Linked DNA regions of Mus musculus: regions 2, 3, 4, 5, 6 and 7 are each linked to region 1. A link is a loop called in an ENCODE intact Hi-C map of the cell type or tissue named here. Cell type or tissue: left cerebral cortex. All regions are shown on one strand. Region 1 holds the start of Sox11 (SRY (sex determining region Y)-box 11). Region 2 has its middle 82 kb from the start of Gm25564. Region 3 overlaps Gm30515 (a long non-coding RNA gene). Region 4 has its middle 130 kb from the start of Gm46326. Region 5 overlaps Gm30290 (a long non-coding RNA gene). Region 6 has its middle 64 kb from the start of Cmpk2. Region 7 has its middle 13 kb from the start of Gm45941.

Region 1 (4,000 bases):
GGGGCCTCCTCCCCTCCCCCGCCCGGTCCCCTCTGCCTTTGTTGCAATCACGAATTTCAGGAAAAAGAAATAGAAATTACAAAACACGTTTTTTTACGGGTGGGGAAAAAATCACAACTCCAGACTAGGTGTGCAACTACCTTGAGACACGATAAAGGACGGGAAGAGTGGGGAGACCAAAAAATTTTTTAAAAATAAAAATTAAAAAAAAAACTTGGAAAATCTGTTTAAAACTACTCATTTCACTTTAACTCCAACAACATTTCATCACCGTTTCCAATTTCTCAGCGCCACATCTCTCTGACCATGAGCATCTTCTCCCCCTCCCCCCACCATCCTCTTTATCCTGACCGCCACGACTGCCTCCCGAGGAGCCCTGCGCCTCTCAATACGTGAACACCAGGTCGGAGAAGTTCGCCTCCAGCCAGTCCCCCGCGATCATCTCGCTCAGCTCCGGCGTGCAGTAGTCGGGGAACTCGAAGTGGGAACCCAGGCTGCCCTCGCTGAAGGAATCCAGGTCCTTATCCACCAGCGACAGGGACAGGTTCCCCGCCGCTCCCGCGCCCAGTGGCTGCTCGCAGGCGCTGTGCGCGCCCTGGGAGAAATTCAAGCTCAGGTCGAACATGAGGTCGTCTGCATCCTCGGCGCCGCTGCCGCTGCTGCTGCCGCTGGATGAGGAGGTGGACACGCAGCGGGAGGACGCGGGCGACAGCGCGGGAGGCGCGGGCGGAGGCTGCTGCTTGGTGATGTTCTTGAAGCTGTAGTAGAGCCGGCCGCCCGCGCGCACTTCGTCGTACAGGCTCGCGCCCTCGGGGGACTCGGCGGCACTGCTGAGCGTGGGGCTGGCGGGGACCTTGGCCACGCTGTAGCGCCTCAGCAGCTGAGGGGGTTGCTGCTGCGTCGGCGGCGGCAGCAGGTGCGAGTGCGCGGGCTCGTCGTCGTCGTCGTCAGCGTCCGGCTTGGGCCGTAGCTGCAGCTCGTCATCTTCGTCGTCGTCTTCATCGTCGTCGTCCAGGAAGACGCACTTGGCTGCCTTGCCCGCGGCGCAGTCCCCCGGCTGCGCCGCCTTGCCCGCGCCCGCCTTGCCCGCAGGCGCCTTGAGCTTGGCGCACTTCTTGCCGGGGCCCTTGGCTGCCTTGGCGCCCGCCGCGCTCTTGTCGGGGCTCTGGCCCGCGCTGGGCTTGGCCGCTGGGTCCGTCTTGGGCTTTTTGCGCGGCCGGTACTTGTAGTCGGGATAATCAGCCATGTGCTTGAGGCGCAGGCGCTCCGCCTCCCTGATGAACGGGATCTTCTCGCTGTCCTTCAGCATCTTCCAGCGCTTGCCCAGCCTCTTGGAGATCTCGGCGTTGTGCATGTCGGGCGACTGCTCCATGATCTTCCTGCGCTCGATCTTGGACCACACCATGAAGGCGTTCATGGGCCGTTTGATGTGGCCCGACGCCGTCTTGCACCAGTCCGGGTCGCTCTCGTCCAGGGCCACCGGGCTGCACGCCATGAACTCGCCCTCCTCGGTGTCCAGCGCGTCCCGGGGCAGGTTGCTCTCGGCTTCCGAGCTCTCGGCCTGCTGCACCATGGTCCGCGGCGGGGCTGGGCGCTCGGTCTCCTGCGCGGGCGCCCCTCCCCCTCCCGCCCCTCCACCTTCTCCGGCAAGTTGCAAAGTCCTTGGCCGCGCGCGTCCGCGGCTGCCCCCCTCCCCCCCGGCCCCGTTCCCTGCTGCGTCGGCGGCTGCGGCGGCGACCGGAGAGGAGGCGGCGGCGGCCCGGGACCCGCGCTCTCTCTCTCACTCGCTTGATTTCTCGCTCTCTCACTCCTGGCAGCCGCCGCAAGCGCCGGACCCCAAGCACTCCCAGGCGCGCGCGCTTCTTCTGCAAAAAGTTGAGGGCTCTCTCTCAACTCGTTATCAGGGTGTCATATGGGTGACATCACTACTCCCACCAGCCAATGGCTGGTCCCGACTCCGCCTATCTCCCGTTATTAACCACGGGCCCCACCTCCAGCCCCGCCTCCTGGCCAGTTTGCAAAGATGGGGGGCGGGGGGAGTTGTCTAGAAATATGTTATTTTTTCAAAAGAAATCCGCGAGTGCGCACAGCTGCGCGTGTCCCCCGGGCGGATGCAGGACGGAGCGAGAGACGCCAGCGCGGACTCAAGGGCGCGGGACGATGGACTGAACCCCAGTGCAGATGCACCCACCCGGGCACCGCGAGTGGGTGCCCCTGCTCATCCTGGGCGCGTCGCGCCCTAAACCCGCGCGCGATCGCGCTGCGCCGCTATCCAGCAGAAGGTGGCGCTTCGACACCGCGCGGCACCGTGCACGTGGGCTCATCCTCCGGTTCTTTTTCTCCCTCTTTCTAGAGCCCGGTCGCCGGGCCCTCCCTCCCCCCCTCCCCGCGCACCCGCAGGGTTTTGTCCCGTCTCTCCCCCTCTCGTTTTCCCTCCTGGATCGCGCGCATCTGCCGGTTCGGCTGGAGTAACGGTCTTCGGAGACCGCCGTGTCCGGGCGGCTCCGGAGCGGTTCGGAAAGGAGTTCACGGATTCAGGCCGGATCGGTGAAACAGCCCGGGACTCAGCATCGCCGCCCCTCCCCCACTTTCTACTCCATAGGCCTCCCCAACTCCCCGCGTCCCGCCTCCTCTGTCCATCACCTACGCCCTCCTCCCCTGCAGCTCGGTCCTGAAACCCTAGCTCTGCCTCCCAGCACGCACCTTCTGGGTCATTTGCTATTTTAACCCAACGGTACAAACCAAAGCTAAAATGAAGTGCACTCTCGTTTAAAGCGAAGATATTTCTTATTTGCCTGCTAAGGCTGCCGCTGGAGCGGTGGCTCCTGCCTACTGGTTTTGCCGGGCTCCTTGGAAACTCGCTTCTCTTTGTGTTGTCTCTTACCCACCTATGGCTCTTCTGAGGACAATGAAACGAAGCCTTTCTGCTTTCTGTTTAACGTGGCTGCTCACCCTGTTTTCCTCATACCTACCCACTGTCAGTTCTGGGGGCTGGTTCTTAAGATCTACAGCCCCTCACCCCACCCGGAGTTGCTCACCCGAGAAATCGGCCGCCCGGGACTAGTGGAATTATCTAAACATATTTCCTTTCAGGTTGGTGTACTGCACAGGGTACTACACTTCTCATCTCCCACACATCCCCACTCCGGACATAGAATGGTGCCAGGTCTTCATAGGCCATTTTATTTTTAAAAAGGGGGGAGGGGTCCCTGTATTTCACCCTTATCGTATTCACCCCAAAGAAAAGCACCGATCCAAGCACGTGTATTATTGAAGTTAACCTCAGTCTTAATAATGTTGGCATTTTATTTTAATGTTTAAGGCTATTGGAACCTAAAAAATTTACATACTGGTTAACCTGATGTCTGGAGATGTAGAAAAACCCATGTGGAGTGTAAAAATCCATCTTTGAGGCAAACCAGACATTCTCTCTTGTTTTCCTCTTAGCTGCCTGATTTCCCAGCAATGGGGACATCAGGCAAGGGTGGGGTGGGGCCAGCGAGTCCCCATCACAAGGGAAATCTACACTCTAAATACAGGGAGCTATTTCATCTCAGCTTCCAATTGTCAGGCATGGGGGTATATACTGTCATTCTTATTATTTCTTTTATTTTCTTGGCATCTCCCCTTCCACATCCCTCTCTGGCCTGTTTCGGTTGTTGGTTTGTTTTGTTTAGAGACAGGATCTTACTCTACACACCTCAGGCTAGTCTCGAACTCATTTCACCTCAAGAGCTACCTCTTGTGACCATCTGCCATCTTATTATACAGTAACAGAAAACGTGTTTGAAAATCTTTGGCAGTTTAAATTCTGCACCTAGTTTTGCTACGTTCCTGATATGAAATTGTGCACAGCTTCAGAAGATGAATGACCTCAGGAGAGGCAGACAGAGTCAGTGTGTGTGTGTGTGTGTGTGTGTGTGTGTGTGTGTGTGTGTGTGTGTGTGTGTGTGTTTTCCCAGAGGGCAGTAGCGCTCCTGGGGGTGGCGGATACCAGTCA
Region 2 (4,000 bases), 1.1 Mb after region 1:
CAGTCCTGGATGGAAAATCTGTATCATACCTTCAGCCCCAAGGCTGAGGGAATATCATGGAAGAGGAAATGGAAAGATTTTAGGAGCTAGAATCAGGAATGATTTTTGTGAAATTTTGTCTCCTGGACATGACAAGACCACTCCACTCATGAACTCACAGCAGTTATGGTTACCTGTGTAAGACCCGTACAAAAGCAAGTCAACCAACATGGAGGGGGAGGGGCTTATGAGGAGCCATGGGAAGGTGAAGGCCACTGTGGGAAGAAGAATCATTTTCTTCATCAGTGCGGCCATTGTAGGAAGTCTACAGTCCAGTGGAAGGTACCCCATAGCCTTAAGAATGTAAGCAGTATGTGACATGTAACTTGTCTTAAGCATGTGACAAGAATTGTACTCAGTGGGTGAAAAGAGGGGAGGAAGGAGGAGAAGGCAGAGCTGGGAGGAGATGAAGTTTGTAAGGACATGTGGGAGATGGTATCTAGAATGATTGGAGAGGGGAATGGGGGTATATATTGTTGCACAACATTGTTTAGTGTGTTAAATTGCCAAAGAATAAAGTTAAAATGTAAAACTCAAAGGACCTGGGCCTTTGGGAGATGGCTTGAGTAGGCAGGAACACTTGGTCTGCAAGCACGAAGACCTGAGTAGAAATCCCAACACCCAAGAAAACACTAGGCTTTGCTAAGTGCACCAGTAAAGCCAGCATTGTAGGATCCCAAGGATCCAAAAGAAGAGCTGTCAAGACAGCCTGAGCTTCTGATTCAGTGGGAGGCCCTGCCTTAATAAAAGGTGATAGCTATACAGAGAGACCCTGTCAGAAAGAAAGAAAGAAAGAAAGAAAGAAAGAAAGAAAGAAAGAAAGAAAGAAAGAAAGAAAGAAAGAAAGAAAGAAAGAAAGAAAGAAAGAGAGAGAGAGAGAGAGAGAGAGAAAGAGGGAGGGAGGGAGGGAGGGAGGGAGGGAGGGAGGGAGGGAGGGAGGGAGGGAGGGAGGGAGGGAGGGAAGAAAAGGAAAAGGTGAGAGAGGAAAACAGCCAACTGGTCTGGCATCCATATGTGCCTGCACACACATTCGCACATCCACATGCATGCAACACACACACAAACACACAGAATAGAGCTGAAGTGGCTAAACTCTCAAGCTCCTTCCAGCCTTTAGATTGTCCCTTTCTAGGTCCCAAGGCACTGCATGAAAGCCACAAAGAACAAGCACAAGCCTAGGCAGTCAGAGCAAGGCTCAGCCCAACCCATCTTTAAGACCCTTCATGCTACCTTAAGGTGCCCAAAGCACAAAGGGAAGAGCCGAGGGGAAAACGCGTATCCTGGGCCATTTGATCAGCTCAGACTTCAGTTGAAAGCTCTGAGGCATTAAGGAATTTCGATTGTGACTTAGAATTCCCCAGCAACTCTCCAAGAAGGATGGGGAAACTGTCTGGGTGTCCACATGGCATCTGGAAACCCCAGAAGTAACCAGCAGTTTGGGCGGCATTTACTATCAGGGTTTTCACTGCCGCTTCCAGGAGCCTCCCACAGCACCGACCACAGGTAGGGATCCTCCCCAGTGCCTACCGTCGCTTCCTATTACAGAGGTGTCTGAAACCGCGCTCTCCTGTGGACCAGCGTCCAACAGAATGTTCAGTTTCTAAGGCAGAGTGAAAATAAATCTGTTGGTGACAGTGAATGAAAATTTCTCTAGGCGAGATAAAAAAAAAAAAAGGAAATAATAAAAAAGAAAGAAAACACAAAAGCTCTGCATGTAGATTGCAGAAAGGAGAAAAATATTCTGAATTGTGAGACTTCTGGGTTTTCCCCTTCCCAGGAGGAAATGGGCTACTTAGGAGAAAGCTCCTCAGAATGGCAGCACCTGGACCACTTTCCAGCCGCTTTTGTCCTCACTAGGAAGGGGGCGGGGAGAAGATGCGTTCGTGGGGAAACATTGCCATCCAGTGGTCAACTTGTGCATTGCCCGATAAAAACAGGAAAGAAAAAAAAACGCTTGGTGACATTTTGTCAGTCAACTGATAAGTGCTGAGAATACTTGTCAGATGTCAGGCTGAGAATACTTGTCAGATGTCAGGCCAGATCATTGATACCACCCTTCAAACCTATAGGAATTCACACACACACACACACACACACACACACACACACACACACACACACACACACACACGGCACTCTAAAGGCTCCAAGGAGCGAACCAGCTGTGTGAATAAAAGAAGCAGAACTCAGAGCTGCTCTAGGACCCATTTGCCTGGCCATGTCCCAGAGACAACTGCTCCCAGTCACCCTGAAGGGTTGGTGCATGGTGATTCAGATGAGGCGGCTGCAAACAGCAGTTTCCACAGTACCCAGAAATGGGTTTTCCCAATTTCTGTTTGTGCCATGTAGCCTCCCACCGTCGTGAAGAATAAATATGCTTCCCTAGTTCCTTTATAGATAGACTTTGGGACAGAAGTCCAAATAGAGGGATGGATAGACTCACTGTTCCTCTTGGGTGATGACCTCAAGTCCTCAGCCAAGTCAATGGCCTTACGGAGGACGGGAGACCTACCTAGCTTATCTTTTCTTCCAGCTCGGCATGAGGGCTGAATGAGACATTGACTTTACTCTTTTTCACTTGGAGTAACTGACCTCTCAGACCAGCCTCCAGGTTTGGATTTCTCATCTCTTGTAAGTGATGGGTTTTTGCCTCCCTCCCCCAGCCCACTCTCCGCAGTTAGGACGGTACAGTTCCCCTTGATGATCTGGATGTAAATTCCCCCATCTACACCTACAAGGTATCATATGGTCAGAAGTCAATCTTTAAGATCATATCAACCACCAGACCCCCCAGAACTCCCAGGGACTAAGCCATCAACAAAGGAGTACACATGGCTCCAGCTGCATATGTAGCAGAGGATGGCCTTGTCATGCATCAATGGGAGGAGAGGTCTTGGTCCTATGAAGGCTCGATAGATGTCCCGTGTAGGACAATCAAGGGTGAGGAGCTCGGAATGGGTGGGTGGGTGGGTGGATGGAGTAACACCCTCATAGAAGCAGGGAGAGGGAGGATGTGATAGAAGGTTTCCAAGAAGGAGAGAAACCAGGAAAGGGGATAACATTTGAAATGTAAATAAAGAAAATATCCAATTTTTAAAAAAGGATCATTTGTTCTCGTGTAATTAGCCAGCAGCTTAATTTACAGTTTCTAAATTTTGGGGCATGACCTCATGTGGGGTCACATGGCTGAACTAACATGTTAATAAGAGGTTTGTGAACACAATGCCTAAAATTTAATTGAAAACCACATTCAGAATCCAAGGTGTGGATGGTGGAGTTTCCCAGACAGCATCGTGAGACTTCACTTTTCCCTGCATGTGTGGTCCCAGCAGGCAATATTCATAAATACTGAGCAGGTGGGTGTGAGACAGGGTCGCACTATTTCAACCAGGCTATCCTCCTGCCTCTGCCTCCCTAGTAGAGGGATTAAAGACCTGTGCCATCACACCTGGCTCCGATTCAAGGCTGTATTGGTAATAGAGATTTTAATTGAACTGCCATGTGTTTAACTGGACATACAAGGTTTCTTCTGCTTGTCGATACACAGTGCTTCCATTACGGAAAACAAAGATTGGTAACACCCCTACCATTCTTTAGCATGCATCGAGTGACTGTATCTTCAGGTTGCATTACATTAGAGAATTTTACCTGAAAAATTGCTAATCTGGGTTGCTGACTGTAGCTGTGAATTAGTTAAACTGCTTCTGCTCCCGGTGGGTCAGGCATGCACTACACCCATCCAAGAGCTCTCTGGATTCACAAATGAAAGACACACACATACACACACTCGAGTGGGCCAGCTAATTTTGATATGCCTTAACTAGCTCAATAGCTGAGCAATTCTAAATTTCCCTGTGGCTATTCCCTCTCCAGTATTCCTGTGTTAACATCTTTTAGAATCTATATTTATCTCTGCTACCCCACGCCCTGTTGGGGAGTGGCCACTTTCCCAGATCCTTAT
Region 3 (4,000 bases), 280 kb before region 1:
GCTCTCCATCCCATCTGGGGACTCAGTCGAGCATGCAAATATGTTTGGATAATTAAAAAGTATGTTCTTTCTTGTTGGTTTATTGTAACTGGAGGTGAACTGAGCAAAGTTCCCCTAATCCCGTCAAGCCCTCTGCAGGAAGGGTCAGAGGTCAGCAACTGCTCCTAAAAAATGCTGTGTGATTGAATCCTTCAGCCCCTGAGCAGCTGATTAGAGATAATCTGGGGGTCTGTCCCCCTGACATCAGGGGCTGGCAACTACCTCCTGAATAGACTTGATCACCTACCAGGCTCCAGAATGCTAGGACATACAGTCACTTTGAAACCAAAGTGAGAATTCAATTTCCAATGGAATTTAAATTCTTCACAAGCATGAAGAAATTTTCATTTCATTGTCATGCAAAGGAGTGGGGAATTTAAAACTGGTTAGTCCAGATACTGTTGTTTTAAAGAAAATTATGGATGTGGTTTCTAATGCAAGGGAAATTGTGTGGCTTGACAAACACAGGCATGAGATGAAAGGTTTCACAGACTGTCCTTCCAGAGGGCAAGGAGAGAGAATGTTGACCTTGTGGTCACATGAGGATGCTGAGCAGGTGTGCGCAAATCCAGCCTCACACTGGAGAGAGTATTGCGTGTTCGTTGCACATTGGAGAACAACTCTTCATAGAACTCTGTCCAAACGTATATCAAACTTCAGTGCCCGCCTGAGTTGGGTCTAGTTGTTTAGAATCTGTTCAGATAGATATGAACTGTGCTCTGTATACACATGTGAACACGTGTGTGCCCAGAGACCAGGAACAGATGGAGGAGTCTGACCTTCCTGGCTGATGGGACAGCAGAGAAGCAAGAAGCTCCAGGGCCCTACACCCATCCATGTGGTTGGGGGAGGGGCCAGAAACTAGTTACAACTCCAAGGGGACTTATTTCAATTAGCCAATACCCAAGATAAAAAAATTGTAAACAAATAGAATGCAAGTTTCGCTTCTATATTTAAAGAGAGTGTGACAGTATGCAATCCAGGCTGGCCTCAAACTTGTGAGTCTTCTGTCTTAGACTCCCAAGTGCTAAGATTATGAGAGTGTACTACCATACTCAGTACTCAAAATCTTAATTTGTGTTGTTGTTGTTGTTGTTGCTTTCTATGCTTCTTTTCTATCCAGAAATAACTGCTTCATTCTTGGGTTCTATTGCTGCCTCTTTAACAGTGTCTCTCCTCTCTCTGCCCACCCTGCACTGTTAGGGATGATCCCAGAACAATGAAACAAGAAAGCCCACGCCTACCCACTTTATGGAGATACACCCTCTACAAACATTTGACCACAAAGGGCATTGCTGATTTATTGTTTATCCAATCCTGTTTTCCAAAATATTTATTTTAAATTGACATTATTGTTTTCCCTTTAAGTGATAAATGAAAACAAGCATTCATTTTTCTTTAGAAAAATACTAAGTTTTATGCAACACATCACAGATGCACTGCCCTGACTCTTTCTGGGCATTTCCTGTCTCTGAATATTTAATACTAAAAATAACCCAAGCTTCATAGCATCTTTGAGTAGTATATGGTGAATTTTCTAGATCATTCTTGGGTGGAAATCGTTCCTGGAAAGATAGATACAACATGTGATTGGGAGAGGAAATATGGCTGGAATAATTGACAAGCTTTGATCATGGATTGTCATGCGACAGTCACTAGCACTGATAATTAACTTTCTGAATTGGAAAGTCCAGTGATAGGAAAGCATGCTTCTGTACTTGGGGAAAGATAAAGATTCATATTGTCTTCAGGATACTATCAAAGTGTTTAAGGCGACAGGGAGGACCACAAACACTCAAAGAGACTGGTGGAAAATGCCCCTGGATCTGAGGGTACTCTGGTGAGGTTTGTATTTTTCTAGAACTCTTCAGCAAGTTTAAAATTATATTTAAAAAAAATTAACTAAAAGGATACTAAAAAGAAAGTCTATTTGACTATTGATATTTAATTTTGATGGAGGACAGGCTACATCCTTCCATTTCCAAATCATGTTTAAAACTTAAATGAAATGGAGGGCCCTGGCCTTTGTGCCCTGGAACGGGGCTCAGGGTGAGCAGCGCCTCTAGAGGGAGAGCTGGTACTGCAGGTGTTTCTCAGTTAAGTTCCAGACGTGACCTTCAAACACCCCCTCAATGAAACATCTCTTCTTCCTTTATTAAATGCACTAATTAAATTATATACTCCTCATTTAAAATGTGCTTTCTTTAGTACTCAAAATCTCCACATGTCACGTTTCTCAGGGGAGGAAATGCTAGGTGGCATTTGCTACAATGAGCCCTTATGAGGAATACACGTCCCCAGCCTCTGCATTGGAAGGGAATGCTGGAGCAAGCTCGTCTGGCAGACCCCATACCCCAGCACACCAGGAAAATGCTTTCTCTTTTTTGACAGTTTCACAGGCGCAAGGAAACCTTGGTCTCTTAGGCCTACTGGATTCAGGCTGTGCGTAAATTGGATTTTCTGTGTGGTATTATTCAGAAAAAAAAAAAACAAACAAAAAACTAAAACACAAAAGCTAGTCAACCTACTTGCAGAAAAAAATTCAGAACACCCGGGCTCTTCCCAACCTGCAGATCCTTTCCCTGTCTGTGTGTGTAGTTTTACTGTCCGGCATGACATCTAAACAGAATCTCTCTCAGAAATCACAGAGCAGACTTCTCTGGAAGCCAAGAGGGGCCCGGAGGGAGGGGCAATATGGAAAATAGAGTCCCGTGTTTGCTTTCTTTTCTTTGCCTTCCCCGGACCCGATCCCCACTTTTTTAAAGAAATCCACCTGTTCTGCTTCAGTTTCAAATCATTTTAAGTCCAAGAGGGCTTCTCTTCCTTGCACACCCTGGATATTTCAAAGCGAGCCCATCTTCACTGCAGGAGAGAGTTTATTCAGGTGTTATGAATCAGACAAGGGCTCAGGGATGCAAACTGGGGCTGAGACAGGGCCCCCGCGAGTCTGGTCCCCTCCCCGATAAAAGAAACATAACAAACCCCTAGAAAACAGTCCTCCAGTAATCTCCCTGCCTGCGCCAGGAATAGGGGTGACGGAAAACTGCCCTCTCATTATAGTCCTGGTCTCAAGGTTAGAATTAGACCCTTAGGGTAAGGAGCTGTCAATTAGAGATAACTCCAGCCTGCTGTCTGCAGCCGGGCTTATCTCCTAGCAACTCTCCTCATTCAGGCCACAGCCCTTGGCTCTGCCTGCAGCTCAAGAGCCATCTTGAAGACAACAAAATAACCTCCTCATTTTGAGCAGATGCATAAAGAATTCTTCTCTGGGTCCTTGATGGAGTCTCGTCCTTGATGAAGCCCGGGTGACATTCGACTAGCAACGGGGCTGGGGAGATCTGCAAAGAATTATGATTGGGCTCCCGTCCAGCTGCAGATGTTTCCATGGGAAGAGCACATGGAAGGGTCTGGCCAAGCAATCAGAGCATCTAAATTCAATCTGAGACTGGGTGCCTCCTTCTTCCAGATCAGAGCCTGGCATGTTTATGCAGGAGCCAGCATAGTCTTTCTCCTGCCTACTTTCTGCTTAGGAAGAATTTGCCCGCAGTTGGGAGTGCAGTGGCTCTGGTTGCCACGGGAACTCGGCCTCTCCTTTATTCACCATGGCAGGGCATATAGAGAGAGCCAACAAGCATAAATCGTATTAAGCGATGCACGGGGTTATCCACCATGGATGTAGGCAACATCACAGAATTTACTACTGGACCCTATACTTGGTGTGCAGAGAAAATGCAGGCTACAAATTCCTTGGAGCTGTCTACTCATTAGAGCTAGGAATCGTGCTGTTGACTTTTCTAATCGCAAGCAGAGTTAAGGGTGGCAAAATGCTGGAAGACTCTTAGGGGCTGGGGGAGAGGCAAGCCTTTGATTTTTTCACTGGAGTGGAAAATGATAACAAAGGGATATCTAAGAAATGTTGTAAAAAAAAAAAAAAAGATGAGAAATACCCAGTGTGCTGTGG
Region 4 (4,000 bases), 830 kb after region 1:
TGCTAGACTTTCCCCTACAAGGATTCCACCACCGCTCAGTTGAACCTTAGGCTGGTGACTGACACATAGGTTCATAGAGTGAACTTCTCCAAAGCACAGCCTTAGGGAAACCCTGTTCGGAAAGTCACATGGGGTGACGTGTAAGCAGGAACATCCTCCATGTTCTCCAGTGCCCCAGCATCCATCATATGTATATGGTCTGATCTCCTTCCTTTTACCCATCCCCCTGTCCTGATGACCATGTACCCCCCACCCCACTCCCCCACACACACATCCAGGTCTGACAGGATAATTTGTCCAGTGATATGTTTTGTAATGCGGCATCATGATGCTGTGGGAGTGAGTGCTTTAGCAGGCTCACGCTGAAGCATCCACCCCCACAGGTATCAGCCATAAGACAGTCTAGTATAAAATAAAGTTTATTTGAGGCATGGGAAGGGGTGTGGGAAAGAAAGGAATAGAGAAGGACAGAAAGAGAGAGGAGAGAGAAAGAAGAGAAGAAGCTGACCAGGAACACAAGTGGAGGGGGAAGAGAGAAGGGGAAGAAAGAGTGAGGACAGGGAGAGAGAAGAGGTGTGTGTGTGTGTGTGTGTGTGTGTGTGTGAGAGAGAGAGAGAGAGAGAGAGAGAGAGAGAGAGAGAGAGAGAGAGAAAGCGTTCCAAAACAAGCCAGGCTCTACCTGACTATTGCTAGGTAATTGTTAGGAGGAGCCTAGAAGAAATGCTAACATTCACTAAGAGCAATTCTCTGCCAAGGAGAACACTGTGAAGGTTTTAAGCGGGACAGTTCATTGCATCACTTTGCACCATTAGCTGAATGTCTATCACATGTACTGAATAAGAATAACACCCTTCCTGACAGGTTGAGGTAAGTTTATACATCAAAACAGAGGATGAGAAAACATACCTGTGGCTACTGTTGGGAAGCACTTAGCCAAGATTTGAACCTAGGTCTCCTTGCAATACGTCACACACCTGAATACTACTGAAAATATCACATATTACTTCTAGAACAGAGAAAATTTTGACTTCAGTTCATTAGGACCTACATTGTATCTATCCCCAAGCTGACATTCAGGCTGTGACTTTGTGAATGACAGCATCTCATGGGCCTCTATGCAGATATAAAATGCATTCTGGACCCTGGAGCCACAGAAGGAACTTAGGCACATTATTACACCCAGCCCCTAAGAGCTTGACACTCATAGCTGAAGTATCCAACCATGTCTAAGGTGCTTAATCAAAAGTTCAGATTATACATTCAATGGAAGTTATCTGTGTGAGAATATGGCCACACAAATGGCCAGGCTTCTAGAAAATTCTCATGATATCATACTCTCACATGGTCAGGAGTCTAGAGAACATGCATGATGTCATATTCAGGATGTGCACCTACGTTCTTGGTTGAGCTGATATATATTTTAGACTAGAGTTTGTTGACTTGTCACGGTGGCTATGGTGATGGGCTCGCTCGGAGAACCACCCACAGTCATTGACAAACCTGCAAAGACAGGAGAGACCTGCCTGCCTCCACTTCCTGCCCATATGAGTCACAGCAGCCTCTGGGCTTCATTCCCCCCTATCCTGAAACTAGAATTAGAGGGGTGCAGGTGTGACCACCCCCTCCACTCCGCCTGCTCACCTACCTCAGCTCTGCCATGGCTCCCTTTCTATTTGGGGACAACTGAGTCAACCAACACTGAGTAATGCTACTGACCCAGCCAGCTACCAGCATCTCTGCATCCTCTTCACTTCCTGTCTGATACAAAGAAAAGAAAATCATTTTCTTAAGAATGCCATGGTGATGCTGTGCTGCCTCGCCATCCACTGTCTGACAGCACAGGCACGTCTTCCAAGGGAGAACTTGTTGGGATATAGATGCTGACCCTGGAGAGAGTCCACAATTCCTGCAGGCTCACAGGTAGGATGGTTCTCAGACTGCACCAAGAGCCTTTACCTAGGTTGTTGACAAGGAAAACAGGAGCAGAGGCAGAGTCTGGGAACCGTAATTAGCAAGTGAGCATCACACTCTGTAACTGTCTACCCTTGGCAATTGTGTTCCCATGATTTATGCTGGAACAGTCTCAGAGAAAGAGATGAGGTCGGAGATAAGAGAATTCCTGGTATTCTTACTGCAACCCAAAGCAAAAGGAAAAGAGCCTCAGAAAACAGGCATTTGACAACAAGCAGGCAAACATAAGGCCCATGTGCTTTCCTGCATCACCCAAAGCAGCTCTGCAGCAGACTGGACTGACATGAAACATACTCAAACCATAATTAGAAAATTAGAAAATAAAAATAGGTTTTTAGAACTTGTGTTCACCATGGCTGGGTATCCAGGAAGTCTGACATTTAAAATGTCAGGTGAACGGGAAGCAACGGTGACTGGGATGAACAAGTTCTGTCTGTATGATTGTGCACTGGAAATTTGCTGCTCCACCCTCATCTCTTCTCCTAGCTTCCATGAAGGTCTCACACTTGTTTCTCCCGACTCCCACCTTGCTAGAAAGGCACACTTGTTATGATAAAGGGCATAGTGGTCTCCAGCTGTCCTCTCGGGGACCCTTAATGATGTTCTTGTTCCCAATGCCCAGATAAGTCTTGTGAGTCTCAGTGTCAGAGCTTCACACGAAAGGCTCTGTGTGAAGCCACTGTTTTTAATCAAAGCAAATGTGTTCTTTCTCAGCCTCCCATACCTCCTATCCATTTCTATCCCTCCTGCCTTAGTGGAGGGATGAAAATCTGGGTGTCCTACAGCACAGCATCATGATACGAGGTCTCAGATTCCAGAAGATGATTGACATTTGGGAAAGAGAACCTCTTAAGGGATGGGAATTTATCCTTTTCTTTCCAAAGACAGTTCTGAGGGGCACTGCTCACTGAATCCCGATCTCAATGTCTCTCTGGTGTCCAGGGTGCAAATGTCAACCTGCACTGTACATTAAAACTGCGCAGGAAAGCTGAGAAACAAGCAAGTTTCCTTCACAGATGACAGTCTTGAATATCTGATTCCTTGACATGTCCCATAAGCAAGTCCTACATTGAACCTTCACAGGTAACAGTGTAGCTATTACAGGTTGTGTCCATTGGGAAACCTCTGCCTCAAGGAATAGTTTCAAAACTGCTATGGTAACTGTCAAGATAGATACCAGGTTTAAGGTGACCCTCATATAAAATGTCACTGCACTGGTTCTGTGGAAGGAGAGCAATATGCAGAGCATGTTGGTTTGCTTTATAAAGGACATGGCCAGAAGCTCAGCCTGGCAGTGTTCTATGCCTCATGCCCTGTGTGGAATAGGCAGGAAAGACATTCCTGCCTTAACAGCAGCTACTGAACACAAAACCCAAATTCTTACAGATTTAATCCAGTGGGAGTTGTTGTTGCTGTTATTGTTATTGTTGTTGTCAAGGTCGATGTTGTTGTTTGTTTGTTTGTGTTTTTACACCATTTCATGTTCACTTCTAGGTGGCCTCCTCGGAACACCACAGTGCTTTTGAAAGGAGAAAATTCTTGATTTATATGTGCCCATGTCATTTGTTACCTGGCCTATTATGAGCAGATTAATTCACTTGTGAGCCTGTCACCTTGGGGGTAAATCACTTCATCATGTGCTGACTTTCCATGGTTCAGAACAAAACAGATAAATTCCCCTTTCCATGAAATGTGCCCTCTGCCTAATAGCTTTGTTTTAAATATTACATATTAAGCCTTCTGGGGGTGGGGGGAGGCATGTCTCAGTGGTAAAGTGCCTCAATAGCATGTGTGAGACTCTACATTCTATTCCTAGTCTAACAAATAATAGATACATATGATAGATAGATGATAGATAGATAGATAGATAGATAGATAGATAGATAGATAGATAGATAGATAGATAGATAGATAGGGATGGATGGATAGATAGATAGATAGATAGATAGATAGATAGATAGATAGATAGATAGATATAGATAGATGGATGGATGGATGGATGGATATATGGACAAACAGATGATAGAGA
Region 5 (4,000 bases), 460 kb before region 1:
GGTTGCGCTGGAAGTAGGGAATTCTGACAAGGAAAGATATATTATCTCATTAAAGAGATAATTATTCTTCCAATTTCTCAAGCATGAATTAATCCAATTGGGCAGTTCCAGCAGCTGGCAAAGGGACCACCCCCGAGGAAAGCTGGGCAACCCTTAGGAAGGTGGATCTTCTATGAACTAGCTTTTAATATGTGTGAATTTGAGCCTGCAGAGGGGCTTCATAAGCTAAAATCCTGTCACTAACTTATAAGAGGCTGTGGTGGTACAAATACCTGAACACCTAGAGCTGATTGTGTTGCTGAGTGCAGAGCAGGAATGTGCCCCTCGGTGCTGTCACTGGATTAGAGATTAGAGTGAAGGGAATCCTGGAGCTGCTGCTTCTGTTTCTATTATTGCTTTTGTTGTCAACCCTAGGGGGGAAAAAAAAATAAAACAACCTAGCACATTGTGCTGAACTTAAATTTAGCCTTCTCCTTTGAAATCAAATGATGGTCATGAATGCTGGAATTTTGTGTTCAGAAAATTCCTGTCTATGATTCATGTTGCTAAAAGTGTGCTTTTCCAGCTTAGAATTTAGCTCCAATCTATGGAAGAAGTAAGAAGTAGCCATGCTGAGCTCTTATCACCAAGGAAAGTTCCCAAGACCACACTGCGCCACCAGCCTCATTCTCCACTGGCAAACTTTCTTCAATAGAAGGTCTCTTTCTTTTCTCCTTTTACTAATGTAGCTATGTATGCATGTGCATATCACATTATTGCTGTGTGTGAGGGCATGCTCACTTGGTGTATGTGCACACAGAGAGGCCAGATATCAATCTCACGTGTTGTTTCACAGGCACCATGCACCTTGCTTTTTGAGTCAGGGTCTCTCATTGTCCTGAAACTCACAAAGTAGGTTGGCTGGCCTGTGGGCCCCAGGCAAGTATCTGCGTATGTTTTTCTAGTGCTGGGATCACAAACACTCACCACTGCATCTGCCTTTTGTTTCATGCTGTGTTGGGGATTTGAACTTGTGTCCTTGTCTTTTCCTCTGCCTCTAAACCATTTTGCTTTTCTATCTCTCTTCAAAAACTGTTCCTTCTCTAACCAGTTTTTTTCCACTCCACACCCAGAAAATGGTCAAAAAATACAACAAACCAATGATGGAGACATTTAGAAGTATAAATATTCTCCTCATATAACCCGTGCACATTTGTATAGGGGGAAAAGGCCTTACCTAACAGTGAACATGAAATGGGACTTTTTCTTTAACTGATGGGTTAGTTGCTCATAGCTATAACAACTAAAATCAATTCAAAACAAGGAAAAATTCTGTTGAGACCCGTTTCAGAAGCTTCAGTACATTAGCTAGCCCCATTGCGTACATGTGTGCGCACAAGCACATGGAAGGGCATCTACATGCATGTGAACACAGAGCCATTTCCGCCCTGGTTCTAGAATGACATGTGTGTACCACCTTCCTGAATTGGGGGTGGAATTCAAGTCCCCATGCTTGTACAAGGACCATTTCACTGGCAGAGCTTCAGTGCAGGTTGGTTGGCCCTGTGATTTTGCAGTTGATGTGAAGTAGAAGTTCATGGTGCCAGGACTTTGAGAAGGAAGCTGCTAGTATATAGAGAGCAGGCTAGAAATACTGTATATATTTCTAGGGCAGTACACCAGCAACCCGGTTCCTCCACGTAAGCAACATGCCCCAGTAATGCCCTTGTCTCATGACCCCATCAAGGGATTAATCTACTAATGAGATCTGGGCTCATAGGACACAGTCACTTTCAAAATTCCCATTAGCTGGCCTGAGAAGGTACGTTGAGTAGACAGGATGCCCATATATTGTAAGTGGGATTGCCGGCTGACAAATGTGGGCTTTTATCTCTTAGCTTCAGCCCCTTAAAAACAACTTTGTCCCTCCCCACCTCATTTTCCTCCTTGTAAAATGCAGTTATATTATGTTAAAACATGAATATATTACACATGGTAGCAGCCCTGGAAAGCTATACTATGCAAATATATGAGAGCCACATGTGTAGTGGTTGCTATTATTATCTGTTGTGTGCGTAATATTGATTCATGGCTGTTAGACCCAGGGGATGTTGCTCCTTACCCCTCTTAAAGAAGGGTAGAGCTCCTAGAAGACACTCTTGCCTTTATCCTCCCCCATCCTTTCAGGGGCAATGGCGACCCAGTGAAAATCAATCTCATTCTGCATATGGAGAAACCAGAGCTTGGTGCCTCTCCACTCCCCATGCTGACTCATCAGCCTTGGCTCAGAGCCTCCTGCTTTAAATCACTGCGGGAATGCATGAAAAAGCCTCCCTGCCTGACATCCTTTATTTTATTTATTTTCTACAGCCATTGTGGAATCTGTATGCTGATGGAAATCCTGCAAGCGCGACACTTACCTCAAATCAACACTGGTATTTGTAGTCATGATACTCCAGTCAAGGCACGGCTTCCTTATTAATAAGAATTCAGTGAACTAGAGAATAGATAATCGCAATGATATGTTCTCCTTTAAATCACAATGCCATTGGTTCTGAGAGTAAAGGAGTGGGTTTTGTTGTGTTTTGTTTTGTTTTGTTCGAGAGTAAATTTGCTTTCTCCTACAAGTGAGTTCAGAGCAAAGGCTGTATCTGTGCAACTGTGTTAACTTCTCATTTTAAATAATGAAATTGTTGCTGCTCTTGCTTATTCTCAGGTCCCAATGCAGTTGCTTCCATTCTCAGCCAAGAACATCATTATTAGGCTGGTAAGGAAAAACCATTGCACTCATAGGCTGGAGGAAGCAGAGGAGGGGAGGTCCAAGCTATCAGCTCCATGGGTTAGTGCCACAGCTAATGCTCTGAGCTCCTACTTCCTGGTGCCTTTTGCTTCCTACAGCCTTGATCAGCTCAACTCTCAGGTGAGGGTGGGGGGAGGGGACTTTTTATATCTATAGAGGCAGTTTCTGTGAAGAGGTGCTGTGACCTGTAGCACCTCTGTGACCATGTCTGAGACCCCCTGCTCTTAAGAGTTCATTAGGAAACCATGAAGCAGGAGGCAGCTTCTCCAGTTCCCCCTATGTATTTTGAATCCTTGATAATCCAGCTGTGGATGAGGTGCAGGGGACTGGCAGGTTCCTGATGGATGCTTTCCGCATCGTAATTCCTCAGCCCATAGCTCATCAGACCCAGAAGGGATTGCCCCTGAGAGCCATTCAGGGCTGAATAAGCCCTGGCTCATAGCACAGGTGGGCTCCCCATATTAGAAGTGAGGTCCCTATTCTGCCCATGAGAGAGCTATTGGTGCTGGGACCATTTCATGGCACAGCTGTTCTGGAATAAACCTGTGTTTTAATCTCGGAGCTATTCCTATCTCTCCCTCTGCCCATTTGGGAATGTGTCTCTTTAAAAAGGGCACAGAACTGAACACTTTAGATTCTAACTGCAAATGCTATTTCTACTAAGTACATGTATATCCTCTCTTCATTTTTATTTATGTCCTTGTTTCCGAGGAATAATCAGTTTGAGACTCATCAACACAATAAAACCCAGAGAGACAGCCAGAGGCAAATTCAGTTTGGGGGGTGGGGGTGGGTTTAGAAAAGACCCATCATCTCCAAGCCCCTCGATTCGTATTTATCTCTTCTTGTAAGGCACAATACCAGGAAGCTCATGCAATCCCTGGAAAGAAGCTCTTGATACAGAATGACAAGGCTCTGTGCCTCCAGGGGTCTTCGATCATAGATTTTCATCATCATCTGAAATGGTCCCTCTCCTCCTCTCTGCTTGGCACTCACTCTCCCAAAGAGAGGAGACAGGCTTCCCATAGGGGCCACCCAAACTCATTCTGCTCAGCAAAGGCTCATCATGGGCTTCCTCATTTCTCTGGGCGAGCAAGCTGCTTGCCTCTCCTCCCCTCCAGGCTACTAGCCAGGCTGAAGGGAAGCCTGCCAGGGTGCACAGGGAAGCTCCCACAGTGGGGTGGGCTGCTCCCTCCCAGGGACTGTTGTCCTGTGCAGTTG
Region 6 (4,000 bases), 810 kb before region 1:
ATGGTATGATAAATGTAATTAAGCCTCTTTTCCAGAGAGGAGGGGTGCCTAAGTGCTCCATGACCTTTCTCTTCCAGGAGGGGAGGGGTCTGGTGGGATTTTCCAAAGGCCCTGAGCTGACCTCTTCACACTGTTTTCAATTCTTATCTCCCAAGCTCCCACAGAAGAGTTCACCAAACTTTTTAACCTAGAGTTCCAAACTCCATCCATGATCCTCCCACAAAACAACAGAATTAGGTATGTCGCAGCAATATGCCACATCTAGTACCAACTTATGTTGTAGTTTGAGTTGCTGTTACTATGATGAAACAAAGCAAGCTAGGAAGAAACCGGTTTATTTGGCTTATGATTCCGTATCCATAGTCCACGTCTACAGGAAGTCTAGGACAGGAACTCAAATAGGCAAGAACCTGCAGGCAGGAGCTAATGCAGAGGCTACAGCAGGGACACTGCTTACTGACTTGCTCCTTATGGATGGCTCAGACTCCGTTCTTATAGAGCCCAGGACCAGCATGCCACGTGCTGCCCCACCCACAATGGGCTGGGTCCTCTCCCATCAATCAGCAACTAAGAAAATGTCCTACAGCTGAATTTTATGGAAGTGCTTTCTCAATTGAGTTTCTCTTTTTTAGATGATTCTAGTTTGTGTCAAGCTGACCTAAAACTAGCCAGGACAAGGGCCTGATCCCTTCAGAAGTCCACAGTTTCTCTCAGAACTTCTTCAGCATCAAAATGGCACAAGGTGGCACATCACAGCCAGTGTGATGCTCTCAATCTCAGAATATAAAGCCCCAAAAACCTAGAGGACAAGACATGGGCAGGCTGCTCCTTTCCATTTGTTCGAGTTTGCTATTCTGTGGCTGTGACAAGCTCCATGACCAAAGGTCGTGGACCAAAGTCCACGATTGAGGAAGCCAAGCTGGAAACTCAAGGCAGGAACTGAGAGGCAGGGGAAGCACTGTTTGCTGGCCCACTCTCCCTCTGCCTAGCTTCCTTTTCTCTGTACCACAGGACCACCTTCCCAGGGTCCGTGTCATTCATAGTGATCTGGGCCCTTCTACATCAATCAATAAAATGCCCCCACAGACTTGCCTTATAGACCATCTGATGGAGTCAGTTCCTCAACTGAGAGCCTTGCAGGGCGTGTGACGGCAGTAAGCAAAGTCAGTCATTGCAGTGGGTGGGGACGAGAAAGACGATGACTTGATGACTTTAATGATCTGGATCTAATGTACTTTAGGTCATATTTCACATTCTTTCACAGAGTTGATGATTTTCAGCTCCTCCCCTCACGATGATTTTATATTAAGTTATTTAAAGTCTGCACCAAACGATGTTTTCTACAAGATGCCGTAGGGCAGTATTTAAAGGCTTCAAGTAACAGACTGGTTAAAATAAGCATTAACCATCCTTTTTGTTTATGTATGAGAAGTCCACTCTGTACTGCAGATGACTCAGAAAGAGGCAGGCCTTGGCTGGATTCCCTATCTGTAGGACGCTTTCTGCCTCCCAATCCGGGATGCATGTGAGTTTGGAAACCAGTGGATTCACTAGGAGTTTTTAAGCCCATGTAATGTGCTCACCTCACCAACATTCATGAGGCGTGAGGAGAAAAGGCTCCAGGAGGGGGTGAAGGGCTGGATTCTGCTTGAAGACAAAAGGGAATACCCAAGGAGAGAGGGGAGGGAAGGTTTCAAGATCATAGGCAGAGTCAGAACCTAGCCAGGCATAGGGCAAGTCACCGTTGGCTGTCACGTCAGCCTCCTTCTGGGTGACTGAAGACTGCAGATGGGAAATGGAAACCGTCCAGGTTATCAGGTGAGTGAGATCTATGTACAGGCAAGACTTTGACCTCACTGCCTAACTCCAAATATGATGATATTTCAGCCATTTTCCCTCAATACTGAGGGTTACAAGAGCTTGGGCTAATGTAATTTATGTTTCAACTAAACACTGAGACTGTAACTGGACAAACATCACACACACACACACACACACACACACACACACACACGCACACACACATTTGTATATACACATATTTATTTGAACTGATTAGTAAATTAAGTATGATTTAAAAGTATATTTAATTTTATTTTCCTTTGACATCCCCCCTTACCCTCCCCCCCCCCAGAGTAGCTGCTGGGGGTAGACCCCCAACATAACGAAAAACATTCCTCAATGTTCTGTGCACACTGCCTTTTATGGGCATGCTCAGGTTTCCAAGGCAAGGTGGCTTTGAATCAGTTGCAGGCCTCCTTTCATGTAGAAAACTGCTTAAAGATGTGATATTAGGGCCCAGGGAGACTGCAGAGAGAAGGGACAGTCATTTGCCAGTACTGTCCACTGGGTGGCACTGTTGCTCCACAGAGTGTCTCCATGGCGGGTCCCCAAGGACCAGGGCCAGGACCTACACAAAGGTAGGGAAGGTGTGTATGGTGAAGGGTTTATTAATGACTTTGCCTCCTCTGCGCAGCACTTTTGCGCATCTCCCCGGCCTCAGATCGTTCCTGGGCTCTCTCTGGACTGAGTGCCTGATTTGTTGTGGCCCAAACTGCTTTAGACAACAGCCAAGAAGGGCAGAGACTTCACGTGTGCACAGGCTGCAGTCCCGACGTCACTTAGAAGATTAAAAATAAATTGAAGCACATGTCACTTCAAAGGGGGCACAAAAAGGACATCGGCATGATTGGGCGCAGTAATGAGAAAGAGCTGTAGGTCCTTAGTTTGAACTGTACAGAAAAAAGGATTTTGAGGCTTATTCCCCACCCCTGTACTCCTTACATGAGAGTTAATATATTTTGATATTTAAGGCGCATTCGACACCATATGTGTGTGTGTGTGTGTGTGTGTGTGTGTGTGTGTATCTCCAATCTCTCTGTTTGGATTTGGACTCTGCCCTCGATCAGGGAGCCACATCAAGGAGCCAGGGAGACAAGAGTGTTCATCGGGGAAAGCCTGGGCCACACTGATGTACAAGCACAGAGCCCCTTGTCTGCAGAACCAACCCTACCGGTCCAGAAGGCTTTGTTGCCTACCTATCTATAATATCCATCCGGCTTGGTCTTTTGTCTCTAGGACCAGTCCCTGCAGCCTGGCCCCTCTCAGCCTGAGGTCCACGTTCACACATCAGGCATGTCTTGACTAATGGCGGCTGAGGCCCAATGACTCTCGTTTTTCATGAGTTGTCAGGAGTCTGAACACAGGGAGAGGGGGAGGGAGGGAGGGAAAAGAGGGAGGAGAAGGGGGAGGCGAGAGAAAAGGAAGGGGAGGTAGGAACGGGGAGACATAAAAAAGAGAGGAGGGAGGAGAGGAGGGGAGGGGAGGGAGGAGGGGAGGAGAGAGAGAGAAAAACAGGAGGGAGAGGAAGGAAGGAGAGGAGAAAGGGTTAGAGGTGAGATGAAACCTGAGTGGGGGTGGGGAGAGTGATAGAGGAGAGAGAGGAGGGGGAGGAGAGAGTGAGAAGGAGAGAAGAGAGAACACAGAGAGGGAGGTGGTGAGGAGAGAGAGACTGAGAGAGAGAGGTACTCAGAGGGAGAGGAGCATGGGCAGATGTCCTCATGAAAAATTTACAAGGAATAATCAGAGGTCCGTTCATTCCCTTTGGCGGGGAGGCCCCTAGGCTGTTTGCCCGGGCCACTGGGAGAAGGTGGGAAGAGCCCCCTCATTCTGCAGCAATCTGGCTCCGGTAGGGAAATGCCCCCATGCTTGGTGCACTTGGCCAATCCTCCCGAGACTGGCTTGTAAATGCAGTTCAGGCAAAATTGATGAAGTGTCAGTCATCTGAGGCTGGCAGTTTAGAGAGGTCACAGCTGCAAGGGGCTGCAGGGTCTCACAGAGATGGGACTGAGAAGAGTTAAAGGGAGAGCACACCCAGCAAGCAGGAAGCATTTATCTTCTCCTGACGGGCATTCTTCAAACATTTCTGTGCAGCTCTGACCTCCACCAGCTCTGGCCAGCCAGTGTGAGACTTCTGACTCCAGTTGTGCACTCTTACATT
Region 7 (4,000 bases), 590 kb after region 1:
TGAGCTCTGATGTATATCCTGGACTCATGATTTTTCCATATGTCACGTCCATTCAGGAAAAAAATCACTTCAAGCATCAAGACTTGAAGATCAGGCTACTGCTGAATATATGGAAAGGAAATGACTTTTTGCCTCAGAGCCTCTTAAGCCCTGGGGATATGAATGGGTGGACCTGGTGATCTGGAGAACCCATTACACCATGGATGTCACAGGTAACAATGAGCTGTTGAGTAAGTTTCTCCCCAGTTCAACACTAGTTAGTACAAGTTTCCCTGATGGCTTGGGCTTCTTTTTTTTTTTTAATTTATTTCATTGAGTGTGTGTGTGTGTGTGTGTGTACATGCATGAGCATCAACCTTTGCATGTGCCCATCAGGGGACTTGGTTCTTTACTTCCATCACATTCTTAGCATCATACCCAGGCCATCAATCTTGTGCTAAGCCACCTACCTCATCAGCCCACAGGGCTTGTGTTTAGCACCTAAGACTAGGAATCTTCCAGAGGTTGTGTGAAGCACACAGAGCTCTCTCTATATTTGGTTCAGGTATCTACAAGCTCTGTGGTTCCTATGTAGACACCTCACACTTGAATGTCTACTCTGTGCTCTATAGTATAGCAGCATAGAGATCCTGGCATGAAGGCATACTTGTAATCTCAAGAAGACTTACTGTGAGTAGAAAGTATTCCTTCCAGTTCAAGACCTTGGGCAAGAGTATAAGACCTTGTCTCAAACCCACCCAAAATGAAAACTAACTAACTAAATAAATAAATAAAACAAGATGAAAGTGTCCTACCCTTAACAGAGTGACCACATGTGTTCTTATTTGAAAGCACATGCTTGATTAAATACTCGTCTCATTTTTCTCTCTGGACAATTTCATCTACATATGGTATCCAAGATCAAGAGATTAACAATGTGGTCTGTGACTCTAAAACGTTTTGGAAAACACATTTTATTGAACAGTATACTGGGTATGAGACAGGATCAGGCTGAAATTCCTGCTGAGAGCCTGGTTCTGTCAGTACCTGGTGTCTCTAGCTGTGTAGAAGAAAGGAGCAAAGCATTTGCATTAAACATCAACCTTGAAAACATCTACTCTGTATTTCCATTTCACCTCCTAAGCAATGTGTGTGGTTTATTTAAAATTCTAACCTGTCTTCACTTCAGCCTTCACCCTGCACTGCCGGTCTATCTCAAATAGTCTGTGAAAAGCTAGGTAGGAATTGTGTGTGTGTGTGTGTGTGTGTGTGTGTGTGTGTGTGTGTGTGTGTGTTTCATGGGGGGAGTTTTGAATGAAGGCAGGACCTGTGTGTGTGTGTGTGTGTGTGTTTCATGGGGGGAGTTTTGAATGAAGGCAGGACCATTGGGAATCAGGGCAGCTCTCTGATTTTAGTTTGAGGTCTGTTCTTTCAGACAGCAGGATGCTTACAAGGCAAACCACAAGAGCTCTAAATATCAGCTGTCATTACTGAAGGAGGGGGCTGAGCTGAGAATCTCAAATTACTGAAATGGAACCAGAAAGGCAGATGTTCCCTTGTCACCACCCACTGCAGTGAGCCTGAGCCCTTTTCTATGACAGGGTGGGGGGTGGCGGAGGCTGTCTGACACTGGGAGGAGACTTGGCCCTACCAGTCACACATGAGCCTCTCCTTTCCCCCTAGACAGGTGATTGGGCAGGCTAGGATGAGTACAGAAAGTCCCAAGGATTCACTGGTTGTAGCCAGTCTGAACAGAGCTTAGGTATAGGTCCTATCCTCACAGAGCTCCGTCCAGCACCTCTGCCTCCTGCCTTGGCATTCAGATCACGTCTCTTTGCTGCTAGTACTAATTTAAAAATTATAACATTCATGGCTATTTCTACTTTCCTCCAATGGAACTGCAAGCTTCCTCTCCACCCCCCCCCGCACCCCCCATCCTCACCATCCCTCTCCCTTTTCTCGTGTATATTTGGAGATTGACCTCAGGTTGAACCCTGAGCTCCGAGACTGCTTTTCTCAAAGGATTAGAAACACAGACAGGCTCGGTTTTATGAAAGCTGTGAATCCTGTGACAGAGAAAGGTGTCTTCAAGACAGGATGAAGACACAGGAGATGGGCTGAGCTACCAATTAGTGGGATCCAAAGAGTTAACCTTCCAGTTACACATCTGGGAAATGCTGGAAGCTCCAAGCAAGGTCACTAAAAAGGGAACAACCCAACTGCCTTTTTGAGGCAAGAAAATAGGACCACGGGAATGTGTGCTTGGTACAATCCCTAAGGGTCTGCTGGAGATGTCAGGCCACCGTTTCATTCCTGTAACTCAGAAAGCTCTGGATCACTGTAATAGGAGGGGAAAGAAAGATGCTTTTGCCATCATATGGTCACAGTTCCATCCTTGTCAGTTAACCCTGGATTTCCTAAGACATTTGTTTCCTGTGGGCAGGAGGAAGCTCCAGCTCTGTAGGTCACAGTCAGGGCTGCCATGTCACTACCAATCTACAAAATGCAATTCACACCAGCTCAAAACCACTACATCCTCCTAAGCCTAACTGGCAATGAGTACAGAGTCCCAAGAGAAGAGGGAAAAGAGCCAAGCTGATAGTGTGCTCAGAAAGCAGAGAGAACAGCACAGCCTGGTGATATCAGGATGGTAGAGCCACAAACCAACCAGAAATGCAGTTCTGGAAGGTTACATTCTATAGTTGGGAAGACAGAAAAGGGCCAGGAGTTTACTTGATGTACATACATGGTCCCATGCTGAGATGGTACGGTAGTAAAGAGCAATGTGTGCTCATTCAAGGACAAAGATGTTGGCTCAGGACCCAGCAGTCTTCCAGGAGAGCTGCTGACATTTCCGGTGAAAGGCTTTCCAAAAGGAGGCAGAGAGTGGCTGTCATTGGAACAGGGGGTTCTCAGTTTATGTATTGGGCACTGGGGTAGGAAAAGATGGAATCCAACAGAGAAAAGACAGACAACGAGGAAGGGACTTTTGCAGGCCACACATAGAAGCAGAGCTGAAGGTCTAGTCTCAGTTCTCAGAGCCTTGTGATTCTGCCCTTCCCCACTGAAGAGTCCACCTTGGCAGGTGCATGATTTCTCTAATAGAAGAAATCTCTATTTCTCTAATAGGAGGAATAGCAGAACTGAGAGCGGGAGGAAGGAGCAGGAAAAGTGGGGAGGAAGGAAAGGGAAGAGGAGTGGAAGAGAAGAGGGAAGGAAAAGGAGAGGGGTGGGGGAGTGGAGGAGGAGGAACAGAATAGAACGGGGAAGGAGAAGAGGACAAAACATTCTCTGGTAGGGAGTCCTCCTACCTGGGAGCACTCTCATACACAGGGAACAGAGCACTCCACACAAAGAGCTGGGGACTTCCCTCTTAACGTGTTCTCTGCAGACATTTTAATTTACCTTTTCACTGAATACTTGGTTAGGATCTGGGATGTCCAGCTCTGTGACTTTGGTCATGCCGTTCTTCCCTAAGCCTCCATCTATCTCCCTGCCTTGGAAAGTGGGGACTACACTGCCTTTGCTCACAAAGGTTGATATGCAGAGTAAATGACACTTAGGTTCTAGTTGAACAACTTGTCAACATAAAGCATTTTCATGGCAATAATTACCTATTATTAAAATTAATTGAGAAATTGATTGACCAAACAGTACACCAATCTACTTCTATGGTTTTACTTTTAACAAAAACTCACAAGTAAAATGTCGACAAATCAAGTTTTATTTCTGATCACTGTTAGCATATATCCACGTGGACTTGGGCAGGAAAGTGATTGGGTGCAGACGTTTCACCAGATCTTTGCAGATACTTTTATTTTGAAGTCAGACATCTATTCTAACACATTTTAGTGATGCTACCAACACTGTGCCAGATCCTTTCCCTGGTGGTTTTTCTCAAACTGAGGTGCAAGCTAAAAAGCCAAGACTGAAGATGGAATACTCTAGAGGCAGACAGAGAGCTTGGACAAAAGGCTCACAGAGCTGTGACAAAGGTGAGCACAGAGAAGAGGTCTTGATC

What was found. Hi-C counts contacts between places; a loop is a spot of excess contacts. Peaks named below come from ENCODE experiments on the same cell type or tissue, not always from the same donor. Only the 100,000 strongest peaks of a DNase experiment are listed, where the experiment ranks them.
Region 2: it touches region 1 in a loop (11-fold over the local background); 14 of 42 quality-filtered maps call a loop at or near these places.
Region 3: it touches region 1 in a loop (3-fold over the local background); 7 of 42 quality-filtered maps call a loop at or near these places.
Region 4: it touches region 1 in a loop (4-fold over the local background); 2 of 42 quality-filtered maps call a loop at or near these places.
Region 5: a loop joins it to region 1, with 3 times the contacts of the local background. A loop is called at or near these places in 5 of 42 quality-filtered maps.
Region 6: it touches region 1 in a loop (5-fold over the local background); 9 of 42 quality-filtered maps call a loop at or near these places.
Region 7: it touches region 1 in a loop (5-fold over the local background); 2 of 42 quality-filtered maps call a loop at or near these places.

Annotation. Positions count from the first base shown.
Region 1 is chr12:27,340,836-27,344,835 of GRCm38, forward strand. Sox11 (SRY (sex determining region Y)-box 11) reads right to left here and starts at 1,883. Exons shown (of 1, transcript NM_009234.6): 1 at 1-1,883. The coding sequence starts at 1,573. The coding sequence ends at 386. In left cerebral cortex, a CTCF peak has its summit at 2,268 (motif pointing right); DNase peaks (open chromatin) are centred at 493, 742, 1,033, 1,233 and 2 more places; H3K4me3 peaks cover 3,138 bases; H3K27ac peaks cover 3,005 bases.
Region 2 is chr12:28,430,711-28,434,710 of GRCm38, forward strand. No RefSeq gene overlaps it. Among named protein-coding and RNA genes, the nearest start is that of Gm25564, 82 kb to the left of the region's middle. In left cerebral cortex, a CTCF peak has its summit at 1,948 (motif pointing left); DNase peaks (open chromatin) are centred at 1,505 and 1,917; H3K4me3 peaks cover 668 bases.
Region 3 is chr12:27,057,976-27,061,975 of GRCm38, forward strand. Gm30515 (a long non-coding RNA gene) reads right to left here. Exons shown (of 7, transcript XR_001780580.2): 3 at 1-4,000. Among named protein-coding and RNA genes, the nearest start is that of Gm30515, 24 kb to the right of the region's middle. RefSeq lists an enhancer at 2,099-4,000. In left cerebral cortex, a CTCF peak has its summit at 2,103; DNase peaks (open chromatin) are centred at 2,200 and 3,537; H3K4me3 peaks cover 360 bases; H3K27ac peaks cover 872 bases.
Region 4 is chr12:28,169,925-28,173,924 of GRCm38, forward strand. No RefSeq gene overlaps it. Among named protein-coding and RNA genes, the nearest start is that of Gm46326, 130 kb to the left of the region's middle. In left cerebral cortex, no CTCF peak of the experiment used is centred here; a DNase peak (open chromatin) is centred at 1,604.
Region 5 is chr12:26,882,099-26,886,098 of GRCm38, forward strand. Gm30290 (a long non-coding RNA gene) reads left to right here. Exons shown (of 3, transcript XR_872603.2): 2 at 1-697; 3 at 2,350-4,000. Among named protein-coding and RNA genes, the nearest start is that of Gm30290, 6.6 kb to the left of the region's middle. In left cerebral cortex, no CTCF peak of the experiment used is centred here; DNase peaks (open chromatin) are centred at 677, 2,252 and 3,942; H3K27ac peaks cover 570 bases.
Region 6 is chr12:26,530,791-26,534,790 of GRCm38, forward strand. No RefSeq gene overlaps it. Among named protein-coding and RNA genes, the nearest start is that of Cmpk2, 64 kb to the left of the region's middle. In left cerebral cortex, a CTCF peak has its summit at 2,360 (motif pointing right); DNase peaks (open chromatin) are centred at 1,490, 2,367 and 3,720; H3K4me3 peaks cover 229 bases.
Region 7 is chr12:27,930,984-27,934,983 of GRCm38, forward strand. No RefSeq gene overlaps it. Among named protein-coding and RNA genes, the nearest start is that of Gm45941, 13 kb to the right of the region's middle. In left cerebral cortex, no CTCF peak of the experiment used is centred here; a DNase peak (open chromatin) is centred at 1,547.